Linked DNA regions of Homo sapiens: region 1 is linked to region 2. Evidence: chromatin contacts called from ENCODE Hi-C data. All regions are on one chromosome and are shown on one strand. The core of a region is the stretch at or near the end of the contact, and the rest is flanking DNA. Distances in the headings are between cores, read along the strand shown.

Region 1 (7,195 bases), core at 1,683-4,182, 5.9 Mb after region 2:
AGTGGGAAGAGTTGGAATATGCCCTTTGGGCTTTGCTAGTATAGAAACAGGGTGCCTGGGAGGCCCCTTCCAAGTCACAGGAGAGAGGCAGCAGGCTGGAGGGGGCACAGTGAGAAGCTGTTCCTCCTTGCAGCCCCTCTCCCCACCCGCCACACTACTGTTGATTTGCACATTCGTGCTGTGCCTCAGCCTGGGGCGCCTGTCCTCCTTTCTCAGCTCAGGAACCTGCTATTTCTCCTTTAAGATCCTGTGCAACAGTCGCTTCTTTTCTTACAGATTCCAAAGGCCCTGAGAGATTTTTTTTTCCCTGTGTGTTCCAAAGTGTGCTGATCTACGCATGCCATAGCATTTATAAGAAGGTAGCAAAGTTAGTTATGAACATTTTTGTCTCCCAAACTGGACCGTGAGTTCTTGGGCCCAGGACCATGTTTTATGCTCTTTAATATCTGCCCCAGAGCTTAGCAAAGGGCACATCAGCTAGAGGTGCTCCCTATCATTTGAATGAATGGAGTTCAGCCTTTTGGGCCTCAAGGATAACTGTTGTAAGATCAGAAACCATCTGTTTGGAACTTGTTCATTAGATTATTTGGCTCTCAGTGGTTTTAGTATGTCTTTATGTTCTCCTTTAGTATTTAGAAAATTATCTGTAAAATTACCAGTCTGTTTTAACCAGGTTGCGACAGTGCCTTCCCCAACAAAAGATGGCTCCTTGCTTCTTCCCCTGTCCCTCAACAAAGAAAGTTTCAGGGGCCAGCATGGAGGTGACAGCTGGGATTGAGTAAATCCCAAGAAGATGGCTTGCTTGTTTTCATATCACAATCTTAAAGTTTATAGGATTTATTTTTTTTCTACTTAGAGTTGTTCCTTTACAGTCAATGTTATAGGCAAGCAGTGCCTATCATGTATCTGTTAGTATCCTCATCAGTACGTTGCTCTAGGAAACTCTCCTGACATGTGATTGGGAGAGAGAACTCCCAGCAAGTCCATTTATCATATGACTAGAGTAAGTGAAAGGCAATTCTTTTTAAAATGTGAGTTATGGAGCTTTGTAATGTGCCATTTATCTATGTCTACTGTGGAAAGGAAGGACACCAGGGCAAGTTTATTACTTAAACGGTGTGTTCTCTGTTGTCCTTAGGGCTTAATTTTCCACACCTTGTTCTGGAACATAGTAATACTCTAACATGATGAATTTCCATGAAAACATTGATTAAGCACCAGGAGTTGCTTACCCACGTGGAGTAGGCATTTGACCCTGCTTATTAGTCTTCTGTGTCTAATTAAACAGTTTGGTTAAATGTTTACTACCCCACATATGCAAGGAATATTTTCTTGGAAAAAAGCGAAAACAGCTTTGGAAATTGGAAACAATCTAGAACTACTAGGCAGGTAAGCTTGAGAATTTCCCAAGGATAAAAGCAATGAATTCAGTCAACCATAGATTTGAAATGCTTCACTAAGAAATGAAATGGAAGGATCCCTACATTTCTTTTTCCTCCCATCAAAATGGTATTGACAAGAGACCATAAACCTTGGGCGAATGGAACAAAAGGGAACTATTTGCACTCACACTAAATGGATCACACGTGAAATATTTAGTTCCCAGTTTTAAGAAGTCAATATAAACCACACAGAGAGAAAATTCTTTGTCTCCAGGCCTCCTTTTCAAAACAATCCCAGCAGGTATTGCACAATTGCAGACAATACTGTCCTAATGCATTAGAGCCTAAGTCCCCTAAACGCATTCAAGTTAAGAGGGCTCAAGCCTACAAATGTTTATTCAGCACCTGCTTCTCTGTCTCCAGGACATCCTACTTGTATTCCCAGGGCCATCCTACTTGTACTCCCAGGGCCTCCTCCTCCTTAAATGTTTAGCAAGTAGGTGAATGTTGTATGTCCATGTGAAAGATACTGGCATTCCTAGGGTGCTTAGCAGAGTTGCAGTCACATAGTAGGTATCCAACAAATGAGTAAATATGAAGGAAAACATAGAAACTGCCTTCAAGAGGTCATGGGCTAAACTAGGGCTGGGAAAAGCACTTGGTCCTGTGCACTTCCTTGGAAACAGAAGTGAGCCAAGGCTTGAGGGAGGCACGAAGGAGTTCAGAACCACTGAAGGGAGCCTCTAGTTCTTACTTGTAATGCTTTCCCCTTCAGTGCACCACACAACACAACAGGACCAGTCCCCTATCAGGGCCACCACTCTACCGGGCTGGGGAGGAAAGCCCTTCGCAGTCCTGCGGGAACAGGAGGCACTCCCACATTGCTCCACTTCTCTGTATTCCAGTTTAATTAATTTTTATATTTTGAATAAAATTACACCCACTCTCTTCCATTATGGTGAACACTTAAAATTACATTTATAGAAAATTACATTTACACAAACTTGTTTAAAAGCCAAATCCCAGACCTAGGCTATTGGCCAAATTCCATTTAAAGGGGATATTAAGTAAATTAGTTGAGCTGATTAAAAACACCTTCATCAAAGTAGAGCATTGGTGCCAACAATATTAAGAGTTGAACTATTGATTACATTTTTTTTTCCACAGCAGATAATACATTAGCAGGGAGGAAAAGTGATTACTGCTCGCTTCCACTTCACAGGTAGAACTACTGATGGGGGTGACGCGGTAAGGTGGGAGGGCATGAAGGCAGGGGACGCGGCCTAGGTCAGGAGGGACGCAGAGGAGAAAGGAAGAGGAGGGGTGGAGGCTGGTGGCTGGAGGGGGCAGAGGTCAGACGCCTCGAAGGAGGGCGCCGTGAGGGCAGAGCCGCGGCCACCTCTACCGCAGCAGCCCGTCGGGCCGGACACCAGCCGCAGCCGCCAGCCCGGCAGACGCTGGAAGCGCGCACAGGGGTGCTCCCGCTCCCGGCCGCCAGAGGGCGCGGCCGGCGATGGCGCGGCGGAGACGGAGGGAGGAGGGGAGCCGGCAGAGAAGGGTCAGCCGCGGCGGCAGGGCGGCGGCGGCAGCGGCGCAGCTCCGCTCCCCGCGCGTCTCCCTTCCCCGCGCCCAGGTAGGGCGCTCAGCCTCCGCCGCCAGGATGCGGCCGCCCGCCTGCTGGTGGCTGCTCGCGCCGCCGGCGCTGCTCGCGCTCCTCACCTGCTCCCTGGGTAAGTAGCGGGCGGCCAGGCGCGCAAGGGCGAGGCGTGGGGTTCGCGGGCACAGTCGCCCGTGCCCCGGTCGGCGCGGGGAGGGAGGCGCAGGGCGGCCCAGCCCTGCCCCGCCGGCGCGCGCGTCCCGCCGTCCGGTCCCCGCCGCGCCGCGCCGTCAGCAGCGCCCTCTCGCGGCGCCCAGGTGGGACCCGGGCCCGGGACCCGAGGCGTGCCCGCTCGGCCCCTTTCGGTCTTGGGTCCCCGCTGCCGCCCCGGCCCCAGACTCGCGTCTCCCAGCCTCTGCCGCCCCGAACCGGCGGGCGACGGGGCGGCGAGGGCGCAGCAGCCGCCCCCACAGGAAGCGCGCAGGAACTGTGCCACCGAAGAAACTTTGCAACAGCGCGAGTGGCGGCGGCGGCGGTCCCGCCCCCCTGCCTTCCGCCCGCGCTCCGCCGTCCTGCGCGCCCCGCGCCGGGCGGGAGGCTGGACGGGAGCCGGCGAGGCGGCCCTCGAGGCCCCGCGGCTCCTGTTCGACCCCCGGGGGCGAGGACTGCGGTCCCGGTGTCCGCGCGCCCCTCCGCAGGGCCTTCGGGACGTGCCCTGGCCCCTGAGGATAAGCGGCCAGCTCGGCGCCAGCCCTTCCCGGATTCCGACCCGGAGGAGGACAGGGGCGCCCGCTGGGCCTCCGCGGGAGCTGGCGCGGCGGGGAGGCTTGCTCCTGTCTCGGGTCTCCGCTGGGGACATCAGGGGACACGTCTGCGAGCAGAGCAGTGCTTGCCCGGTCTCCTGCTGCTGTAATGCCCATTCTTTTTTATTTCTTTTCTCCTCGCAAGGGCATTTCCCCCCTTTATCTTAAAACGATGTGATAAAAGTTAAAAAAAAAAAAAAAGCAGCCTTGTAATTGACTTTCATGATCAGATTTGTTCAACTTTGAAAGCTTGAGCGAAAAATTATTTTTTTTTCAGACTGCTACAGAGTTTTTGTCCTCTAACCCAGACTTGCTGGTGTGAAAAGGCAATGATTTCAGATTTTTTAGTAATGGCAGAATGGTGCAGTTTAGGAAAAGACGTAGCGTTATTGCGCACTGCTCTTGTTAGCCCACCGGAACCTTGACAGCCTGTTTTTATTTGTATTTAAGCTCTCTGAATAAGGATTAATTTGCTGCATTTGTGTACTTCTGGCATTTCTATAGGCGCTCAGTAAGTGTGGGAAAAGAGCAAGATTAGTTGGTAATTGTTTACATGCATGATTAATTAGGCAGCAGTGTAATTAAAAATATTAGGGCACCTCCGGCAGAGAAGGCTGTAGTTGGTCTTGGGGAGCGACTGAATTTGGCTGGAATCGGCTTCAGTGGAAGAAGGGCATTGCTGGGTGGCAGCCCTGGGAGAAAGGGAGGTTGGAGGTTTGGGAAAGCGACTGGGTGACTCCTGGCTGCATCAGTTGGCTTGTTGCCTGGATGTTTTGCAACTAACCAAATGGGTGGGTGGTAGCTGAAATTGGTATTCTATTTATAGCACTGCACTTTATAATGCTGTACTGGGGGTATAATATTTGTATATAATATATACAACATATGGGCTGAAATGCACATTTGTATTGCTGTGTCTATTTTTTATTACCCCCAGGGGAATATTTGCACTGTCCAAATTTGATAATACACTGAAGGACATTCAGAATGCACTAAGATGTCAACACATTTTTAGAGATGTCTATTAGCCTTGTGAAGTTGTCAGATAAGCACAATAAATAAGACATAAAATGCATTAAAAGGTCCCTGTGAGACATTTGGCCTTTGGGAACTGGCTTTCATGGGTTGGCACAGACGGGAGGCTGTATTCTTCGAGGTCTGAAGTGAATCATGAATACCTTTTATGGAGCTCTGCTTCGATTTAGGGGAAGGGCACCGACACGTATAAAGATGTCCCCACTTACGATGTTCTTGGAATCTTGCTGAAACAGAATGTGACAGGCGTTCTGTCACATGTGAACAATCTTGATAGTTTATAAATACCTTAAATATTCCCATATAAGATTGGCCTGACTATATAGTTTAGTTTCCCCACAAACTAGAGCATATTTGTTTATATTTTTAGAGAAAAGTCAATATAGAAAATTTCTTTTAAACCCACATGCATATACAGACACGGTTCACTGCAACTTTGGTTCTAAAGTCTGGCACCAGTTTCAGAATGAGAAGATTGAGTCAGGCCTCCAGGTTACCATTTGTTAGCTGTGTGGCTTTTAGTGGCTTTGAGCTTCAGTTTTCTCATATGAACAGGGCGAATGGACTGGATAGAATACTAGCACTTTGCCACCTCTTACAGTTTTAACATACTGATCCCGTTGTAGCAGAGATTGACAGCCACCTGCGAAGTAACCCTTTAGCCCTTGTTTTCCTAACAAAACTAATATAATCTGGGTTGGGGGGAAGGATGGTGGGGTGGTGGTGGCAGCGGTGGCAGCAGCACTGTGAGACATTTCTCAGTGGCCTTTGCATATAGGGGCAGCTAGTGCTCTACAGAGATATCTTTAGAGATTGTTTGGTGGGGCTCCTGGTAAAGCTCATTCAAGGTGGCTGACTCAGCTGGGATGCAGGCCTTTTTGCTCTGTGTTATCCTCCTTCCCATTGCCTATTAAGTGGATCTGAGGGATGGAGCCATGGTGGCCATCTTGTGACCATGAGGTGACCTTGAAGATGGAAGCCAGTAGTAAGGATGGTAGAAGAGAAAGATAGAAGAAGCCTGGATGCCAGATGGATGTGGAGCATCATGTCAGCTCTGCATTTCCTGTTTGCAGACTTGTATTGCATGAGATTATATGCAGCCAAACCTAATCCTATTGCCAAACCTAATCCTAATTGATAGAAGAAGCTTATTCGAACCAATGATATTGATAAAATAATAGGTATTAGCTTTTATTTTTCACATGCCTGTCTGTCACTTCCCTGTGTGAGCCAACTTTGTATTTCTTAGCACCTGCCAAAATTGGGGATGGTTTTTCATTCTGAGCCAGGTCTTGCCCAGATTCCTTTCATTGCAATGAGTCAGAAATTTTAGGACACCAAGAGTCAGACCTAATTCCAGGTTGTTTTGTGTTTTTTGATTCTTAAAACCTTCTCTTTATTTCTTAAGCAGTATGCAGATATTACTGGCACAGATTTTAATCTTCTGGATGGATTCTTTGTCATCCAGGTAGTCCAGGACCTCCGAGTTGGCATGGCTCCCCAGGTCATGGACTTGACCCAGGGGAGTTTGCCAGTAGCCAACAGCTAAGCCAGTGGGAGGGAGGGAGAGCATCTGTTTCAAATAGCAGTGTGAATTCGAAGGAGGTGCTTTGACCCCTTTGGTAACTTCCTGCGGGACAAACATTGTGGGCTCGGTATTTGAGCACTTCCTTATAATTGGCTCTTTTGGAGCCAGGTTTTTTTGGTGTGTTTTACTAGACTCATTATGAAGCAAGCAAGCAAGCATAATTTTTAGGCATAAAGGTACTACTTAGAGAAAATTTGCAAATGTTCTGTTTTTCCTCTTGTAGCATTATGTGTGATCCATCTTTGGCTTTGCACAGATTACTTCTTAAGAACAATATATGGGAGTCCCCATAGGTTAATCTCATCTTTTCCATGATAAAGGAAAAGTTGTGAGTTTCAAGGGTTCATCAGACCTATTGAGGAAGTTCTTCCTTACTACCATGATTTCAAAGTTCTAGTCACTAAGCAACTCCCAAAGAAACCTGATTTAACGTAGGCGTTGACTTGAACTACTAGAAGAATGTCAATTTAAAAATAGTGTTAAAAAGAAAAACTGCCCAAAGCCTCTCATTTATTCAGAGTAATGTGGGTACCTACTGTGTGTCAGGCATCGTGATATTGCAGGAACAAGACAGATCTAGTCTGTCTCTACCCTTGGGGAGCTTGCAGCCCGAAAGGCAAGGTGATGTTAAGCAGTAATGACTACAGAATGAATCGTGTCTGTGCCAAATGCTGTGGAAGAGATGTTCAGGATGCTGTGAGAACATGCTGCAGGGAGATAGATGGCTTTTGCCTAGACTGGGGAGATGGATCTCAACAGGGAGCCATCTTGCACCCCAGGGAACGTTTGT
Region 2 (6,996 bases), core at 1,534-4,033:
TTAATCTAAGTCAGACTTCCTTTATTTCTTTTATAAACGTTCAGCTTCAAAACAGTTATAGATGTGGCTGGGCGCGGTGGCTTACGCCTGTAATCCCAGTACTTTGGGAGGCCGAGGCAGGCAGATCACAAGGTCAGGAGATTGAGATCATCCTGGCCAACATGGTGAAACTCCAGCTCTACTAAAAATACAAAAATTAGCTGGGCATGGTGGCGCATGCCTGTCATCTCAGCTACTTAGGAGGCTGAGGCAGGAGACTCGCTTGAACCAGGGAGTCGGAGGTTGCAGTGAGCCAGGATCTAGCCAGTGCACTCCAGCCTGGTGTCAGAGTGAGACTCCATCCAAAAAAAAAAAAAGTTACAGATTTACAGAATTATTACATAGTGTGCTCATATTCCTCACACCCAGTTTCCCCTATTAGGAAATTAGTCCCTATGATATTTTTACATGTTCTTTCTTTCCTGTGAATATTACAAGTCTTGTTCATTATTATATATTTAAGTGCCAGCCATTTTGCTATTACTAATTGTAGGTTGGTATTCTTCAATAGTTTTGGAAAGAATACACGAGAAAATCAAAAGACATAGGGAGTGCCTTTCTATCTTCCCATAAAAATCATCAGGATCTTTTTTTTTTTCAGTCAAAAGGAAGTCTCCTAGACTTTATGTGAACAATCCTCTTACTGACCACCCTATAGCCATCACTGAAAATAGCTTTCTCTATATCACCGAAGCTTTAAAACTCACAACAATCTTTTATTTTTGCCTCCTGTTCGATAACTATGAAGTTTTTATTTATATCTTAATCCAAATATATCCCTTTTTTCTTTTTTATCATTCCCATTATGACTTCTATGACGTTTAAAATGTTATGGCCGGGCACAGTGGCTTACGCCTGTAATCCCAGCACTTTGGGAGGCCGAGGTGGGCAGATCGCTTGAGGCCAGGAGTTCAAGACCAGCCTGGCCAACATGGTGAAAACCCATCTCTACTGAAAAATACAGAAATTAACCGGGCGTGGTGGCGTGCGCCTGTGATCCCAGTTACTTGGGAGGCTGAGGCAGGAGAATCGCTTGAACTCAGGAGACGGAGGTTGCAGTGAGCCGAGATGGCACCACTGTATTCCAGCCTGGGCAACAGAGCGAGACTCTGTCTCAAAATAAAGTAAAATATAAATTAAATTTAAAAAACAAAATAAAATGTACGTTTCTTTTTAATTATACAAACACAGAGGTGGTGTATTAGTCTGCTTGGCTGATACAACAAAATACCATAGACTGAGGTGGCTATAACAACAGACATTTACTTCTCTCAATTCTGGAGGCTAAGTCCCAGATAAAGATGGGGCAGTTTGGGTTCCAGGTGAAAGCCCCTTCTTGCTCTGTCCTCACATGGCACACAGAGGAGAACAAGCTCTTCGTTGTTTTTTCTCATAAGGGCACTAATCTCGCCATGGGCGACCCACCAAGGTGACCTCATCTAAATTGAATTACCTCCCAAAGGCTCCATCTCCAAATACCAACATATTGGGGTGGGGTAGGGCTTTAACATATGGATTGGGGGAGGAGGGAAATAGTTCAGTCCACAGCTGGTGGCAATGCCCAAGCTCAACGGAAGATTAAAGTACTGAATTAGGGAGAACTGTGAGATGAGGTTAGAAAGACTAATCATACGGAGGTCATCAAGTGCCAAACTAAAGAGCCACTGGGCTTTTTAGATCATAAATCCGGGGGTTGCTTATGGGATGGATTTTGTTAGAGATCACGAGTAGGAAAACCATTTGGGGGAGTAATGTAACAATCCCTGAGGGAAAAATAAAAACTAACACTATGATGACAACCCTCGAATGCACCACCACCAGGAAGCCTTTCCTGATGCTTCGCCAGAGAGGTTCTCTTTAAACGCGAATTTTTCTTGAGTTATCCTAGAAATGTAAGTTACACCTCACATTTCGCCTTCTTTCGTACATGTTCCTGTGCGTTTCCTAATCCTTCCACTTTGTAGTTCCTCCAGCACCGGTTGTGTCCGAGGGCCCTTCTGGCGGAGCCACACTCGCTCGGCCCAAGGTCCCGCCCTCCAGCATCAGGATGCACGGACAGTATTTGTGGACTTGACCGCATCCCAGGAAATCCAGCGGGCCTGGCCACTTCTGGGCGCCAGGACCACAGCCGGCCACCCCACGGACGCCTGGGACGCTCTTCTGGGCCCCCTTCGGGGCTGGGCGTCGGGCTCGCAACAACTGCGACCAACTGGCTCCGCGAGGCCTGGGGCGCAGGGGTGGGGCTCACGTCGTGGGACGGTTGCATGGATTATTTTCGATTGATTTCCGAACCTTCAGGAAGCAGACACGCTCCCCTTCCTTCTTAGGGATGGGGCGGCAGCCAACGAAAGCCCGAAGCCGCCTCCTTTTCTGAGTGGGGAGCTTAGAGATGCTCAGGAGGGACCTCCCCGATTCTGCGATTCTGAGCATCAATTTTGGCAGGAGGCTAGATAGAAGTAGCAATTGACATTCATCACCCTAAAGTGCGGATTATGTCAGTACAGATGCTACGATAGAAGAACTAAAAAATGACAGAAATGGTTTTACTGTTTTTAAACTCTGGGAGCCTACTCCTTTAAGAGATTAGGCAGTACGCCTATTCTCGCCTGGTCCCAGCGTACCTTGCGCGGCTCGCCGTCCCCCACTCACGTACCAGGGCTCATTGCGTGACGGTTACACTTCCGGCGGGCTACGTGCGCGCGGCGAGCGCCGGGCGTACTTTTGCGTGGTTGCTCCACCCCCTCAGCCTTGCCTTCGCCGCCGTTGGGGCTGGAAGTTCCCGCCAGGTCCGTGCCGGGCGAGAGAGATGCTGCCCGGCCCGCCTCGGCTTTGAGGCGAGAGAAGTGTCCCAGACCCATTTCGCCTTGCTGACGGCGTCGAGCCCTGGCCAGACATGTCCACAGGGTTCTCCTTCGGGTCCGGGACTCTGGGCTCCACCACCGTGGCCGCCGGCGGGACCAGCACAGGCGGCGTTTTCTCCTTCGGAACGGGAGCGTCTAGGTAACCGCACTTTCTCGCCTTCCTGGGCCGGATTCACCCCCACCCCCACCCCCGCAAAGCTCCCTTGGTGTCCCCATCCTGTCTCTTCCCTCTGGCTTCCTTCCCAGTGGGGCTGGAGAGAAGCACTTAATCTAGCCGCCCGGCGTCGTAGGCCTCTCGCCGCGGTACCCGGGCCCAGCGCGGCCTGGTGAAGTGGAGGGCGGGATGGGTTCTGTGCTGTGAGGTTTCCAGAATCCACGTATAGTTCAGGCATTATTTGGACCTAGTGGGGTCTTGACTGCGTGGAAGGGCCTTGGGGTCTACCCCGGAGCTTTAGCGATGTGTCAGTCTTAGGCATAGAATGAACATTGAATGAATGAATGAAATTATAGCATACTGTGGAGTTTTATGATAGATAATTCCGATTTCATTGCAGCATTTGCGGTTTTGGATATGACGGTGTTTTAATAACTTTGTGGTTTTTAACCAGCTTTTCAAGCTTTTGTGCCACATGGGACCTTATCTGTTTTTGTTAAAAAAAACAAAAACACTTTTTTACAGTGTTTATTAGTGGTAATTTTCTGCAGTATGTGCAGATTAGTATATCTGATGCGAGAATGTTGTGTTGTAATAACTCAATTTGTCTTTTACTTAAATTACAAAACGTAGGTAGCATGTTCCTTGTTTTTGTGCAACCCATTAGTTCAGGTGGCGACAAAAACATAACTATCCAGAAAGAAACAAAGTGGTGAGACATTTTAATGAGAGATTTAAGCTTTAGAACTCAATTTTTTTTAAGATAAAGGTGGAGGGGTTCATAAAGTTAAGGAGTGTGCACACTGTCAACAAGATACTTCCTGAAGCTTAAAAGATGTGGCTGTAGATTTAAAAGGCAAATACTTAAGCATGACCTGCAGTTTAAAAAGGGAGGGAGGAGGAACCACGGACTACACAGTCAATTCAGAAATTTGAATTTTCATCCATACCTCCGTTATTCTTACTCTACTCGCTCAACAACAGGTTCTGATAATGTTACTTCTGCCATTTCTGTTTGTCTTTATTTCCAGTTCCACAACCCTGCTTAGGCTATTGTCATTCGTGGAACAAATATTTATTGGACAGATTCCCATGTGCAAGGCTCTGTTTTAGGTATTAAGAGTCTTGCTCTCTTGATCCTTACATTCTTATGAAAATAATTTTGATTCTTGTCAGATTTTTAACCAGCTGTCTTTCTTGTTTTAGATGAAAACTACTCCAATCAACTTCTTCAATCTGTTCTGCCACATTTTAGCCAGAGTAATTGAAAAACAAAATTCCCATTGCTCTCTCTTTAATCATTACCCGCCATCGTTAGAATGAAGTTTAAAAAAGAAAAAAAAACTTACCATAGTCTGCAAGGTCCACTTCTGCTGGAACCTCTGGGGACTCATCTTGAGCGGGACTCATCTTGAGCCCATCTTTTTATTTTAGCTATGCAGACCCACTGTTAAAAACAAACACACAACTACCACCCTAAATAACTGAAATGAAGTTTCAGAGAAAGATACCCTTACTTCATGGGATGCACTTTGATATTTTCTATTTCTTTTTTTTTTTAATGTTGCTTATGACTTGATGAATTAATTTTTATATTTCTCTCATGGTCCTGATCTTAGAAAGCCTGTCCTAGCAACATGGCCTTTTCTCTTTTCAAGTGGGCTTTGCCAGCCCCTTCCTTGCAAATATCAAATGGTCTCTTCCCCAGAGAGGCCTTTTCTGACCTGTCAGTCTAGGGGAGATTTCCATTCTCCTAGTACTCTTAGAGTGCTGATCACAATTGTAATCAGTTTGTTATATTTATTGTTAACTTGTTTGTTGTCAGATCTCAGCACTAGAATAATTAATACCTATGTCTCTCACTGACTAGAAACTGCCTGAGGGCAAGGTCTGAGTCTTAATTTCCCACCTCATTGTCAGTCCCAAGGACAGTGCCTGGCATAGAAAAAGGGCTTTAATAACAATTTGAATGACTGAGCAAATGAGTTATTAGTAATAAGCTATAAAAAATTACCCAAGTTTTAGAGAGGCTTGGATAAATTAATGAAAGAGGAGACTGTCCGACATAAATTTGTTAGAGTGCTGGTTGGGAGGCCTGACAGCCCCTAGTGCCACCTAGTGATTTGATGTCTTGAGGTTGGTCATTTTAGGGGAGTTCTCACATCTGGAAAAGGAGTATAATATATTACCTGAGTTGATGAGTGAGATGAAGTATTTAAATATTTAGCATCAAGTCTGGCACTTGCTAAGTGCTCAGTAAATCTTAGCTATTATGTTAGCTACCAAGTCTGCATTAGGGCAAGCTGGGCAAGTTAAAATAACATTCCAGATGTGATTGAGTCAAGTTGGCTTTTCTACAGTACATCCTATCAAGTCCTTGGCAGATAACATTGGTTTGAGGCAATAATTGGTCAAGTTTAGGGTAGCTTTTGCTTTTCTTGAATTTAGTAAATTTCACTGCCACCAAAATTTCTCTCTTGCTTTTGTGGTAGAGAAAAATTTCATTTTGATGTGTTTCTTTGGCAGTATTTTCAACTTTCATTATGTAATACTTCATAATGTCTTCAGTTATGTTGTCAAGATTATATATATATATATATATATATATATATATATATATATGTATTTTTTTTTTTTTTTAAGACAGTCTCACTCTTGTTACCCAGCCTGGAGTGCAATGGCGTGATCTTGGCTCATTGCAACCTCCACCTTACGGGTTCAAGCAATTCTCCTGCCTCAGCCTCCCAAATAGCTGGGATTACAGGCACGCCACCACACCCGGCTAAATTTTTTATTTTTATTTTTGGTATTTTTAGTAGAGATGGGGTTTCACCATGTTGGCCAGGCTGGTCTCAAACTCCTGACTTCAGGTGATCCATCCACCTTGGCATCCCAAGGTGCTGGGATTACAGGCGTGAGCCACCACACCCAGCCGGCAGTAATGTTTTAGTATCCCCCAAATACTCATTTACCCTACTCCACATTATACACACAACAGTGTCAAAATAACAATACGATCAGACTACTACCAGCTAAGCTAAATGTTTTGGCATATATGCCCCTTTTATGGTTGTACTACCTATGTTGTCTGGATATAGCCATTACATACTATATTCTTTTGCTTGTAGCGCTCACTTAGGTTTCTGTGTGTGTGATCTCACTTAGTTTTGATTGTAGCAATATGTTGTTAAAAATACCTTTTAAATTAAGACTAAATGTTTAAAGATCTGTGGGGTTTTTTTTTTTTTTTTTTTTTTTTTTTTTTTGAGACAGGGCCTTGCCCTGTCTCCCAGGCTGGAATGCAGTGGCGCAATCTCAGCCCGCTACAACCTCCACCTCCTGGGCTAAAGTGATCTTTCCACCTCAGCTTCCTGAGTAGCTGGGATTACATTCAGGTGTGCATTGGCACGCCTGGCTAATTTTTGTTTTTTGGAAGTTTTTTGTTGTTGTTTTTTCGGTAGAGAGAGTTTCACCATGTGGCCCAGGCTGGGCTCAAGCTTCTGGGCTCAAGCAGTCTGCCTACCTCAACCTCCCAAAGTGCTGGGATTACAGGTGTGAGCCACCCGGCCTGGTCAAGATCTGTGTTTTAATTGTTAGCGAGAGCTTACCGCCCTGCTTTGTCTCCTGCCTCGCCTTCATATGCCCAAGGTGCACACAAACACATTTTAAAAATCAGTACTTCTCCTTTTACCTACTCAGTATGGATGGCACATCTCAAGTTCTACCCTTAATAAGCTCCTCCACCTCCATTCCCCTCACAGTGATTAGCTCTTTGCCTCAAACTTCTGCAGTATCTCTTTGCCATCGTTTGGTACTTGATTATAATCTTACTTATAGTAATTCTAAACTTACTGAAGGTGTGTACATTTCTACTGCTTGAATTATCTCCTGCTTGAGTATTTCTTTTCCTCCTTGTCTCCCAGTGTTTGCAAAAATTTGAGT

Evidence for each region. Hi-C counts contacts between places; a loop is a spot of excess contacts on that map. Pooled maps may share reads with other maps.
Region 1: a pooled map shows a loop between it and region 2 (8-fold over the local background). The contact joins the promoter of B3GLCT here to the promoter of NUP58 in region 2. A Hi-C loop is called at or near these places in 6 of 50 pooled maps.

Annotation. Positions count from the first base shown.
Region 1 is chr13:31,197,043-31,204,237 of GRCh38, forward strand. It overlaps B3GLCT (beta 3-glucosyltransferase), which reads left to right and starts at 2,933. Exons shown (of 15, transcript NM_194318.4): 1 at 2,933-3,112. The coding sequence starts at 3,043. RefSeq lists silencers at 2,574-2,633, 2,684-3,583, 3,644-3,893.
Region 2 is chr13:25,298,842-25,305,837 of GRCh38, forward strand. NUP58 (nucleoporin 58) reads left to right here and starts at 2,784. Exons shown (of 16, transcript NM_014089.4): 1 at 2,784-3,039. The coding sequence starts at 2,933. RefSeq lists enhancers at 2,440-2,679, 2,840-2,919, 3,030-3,079.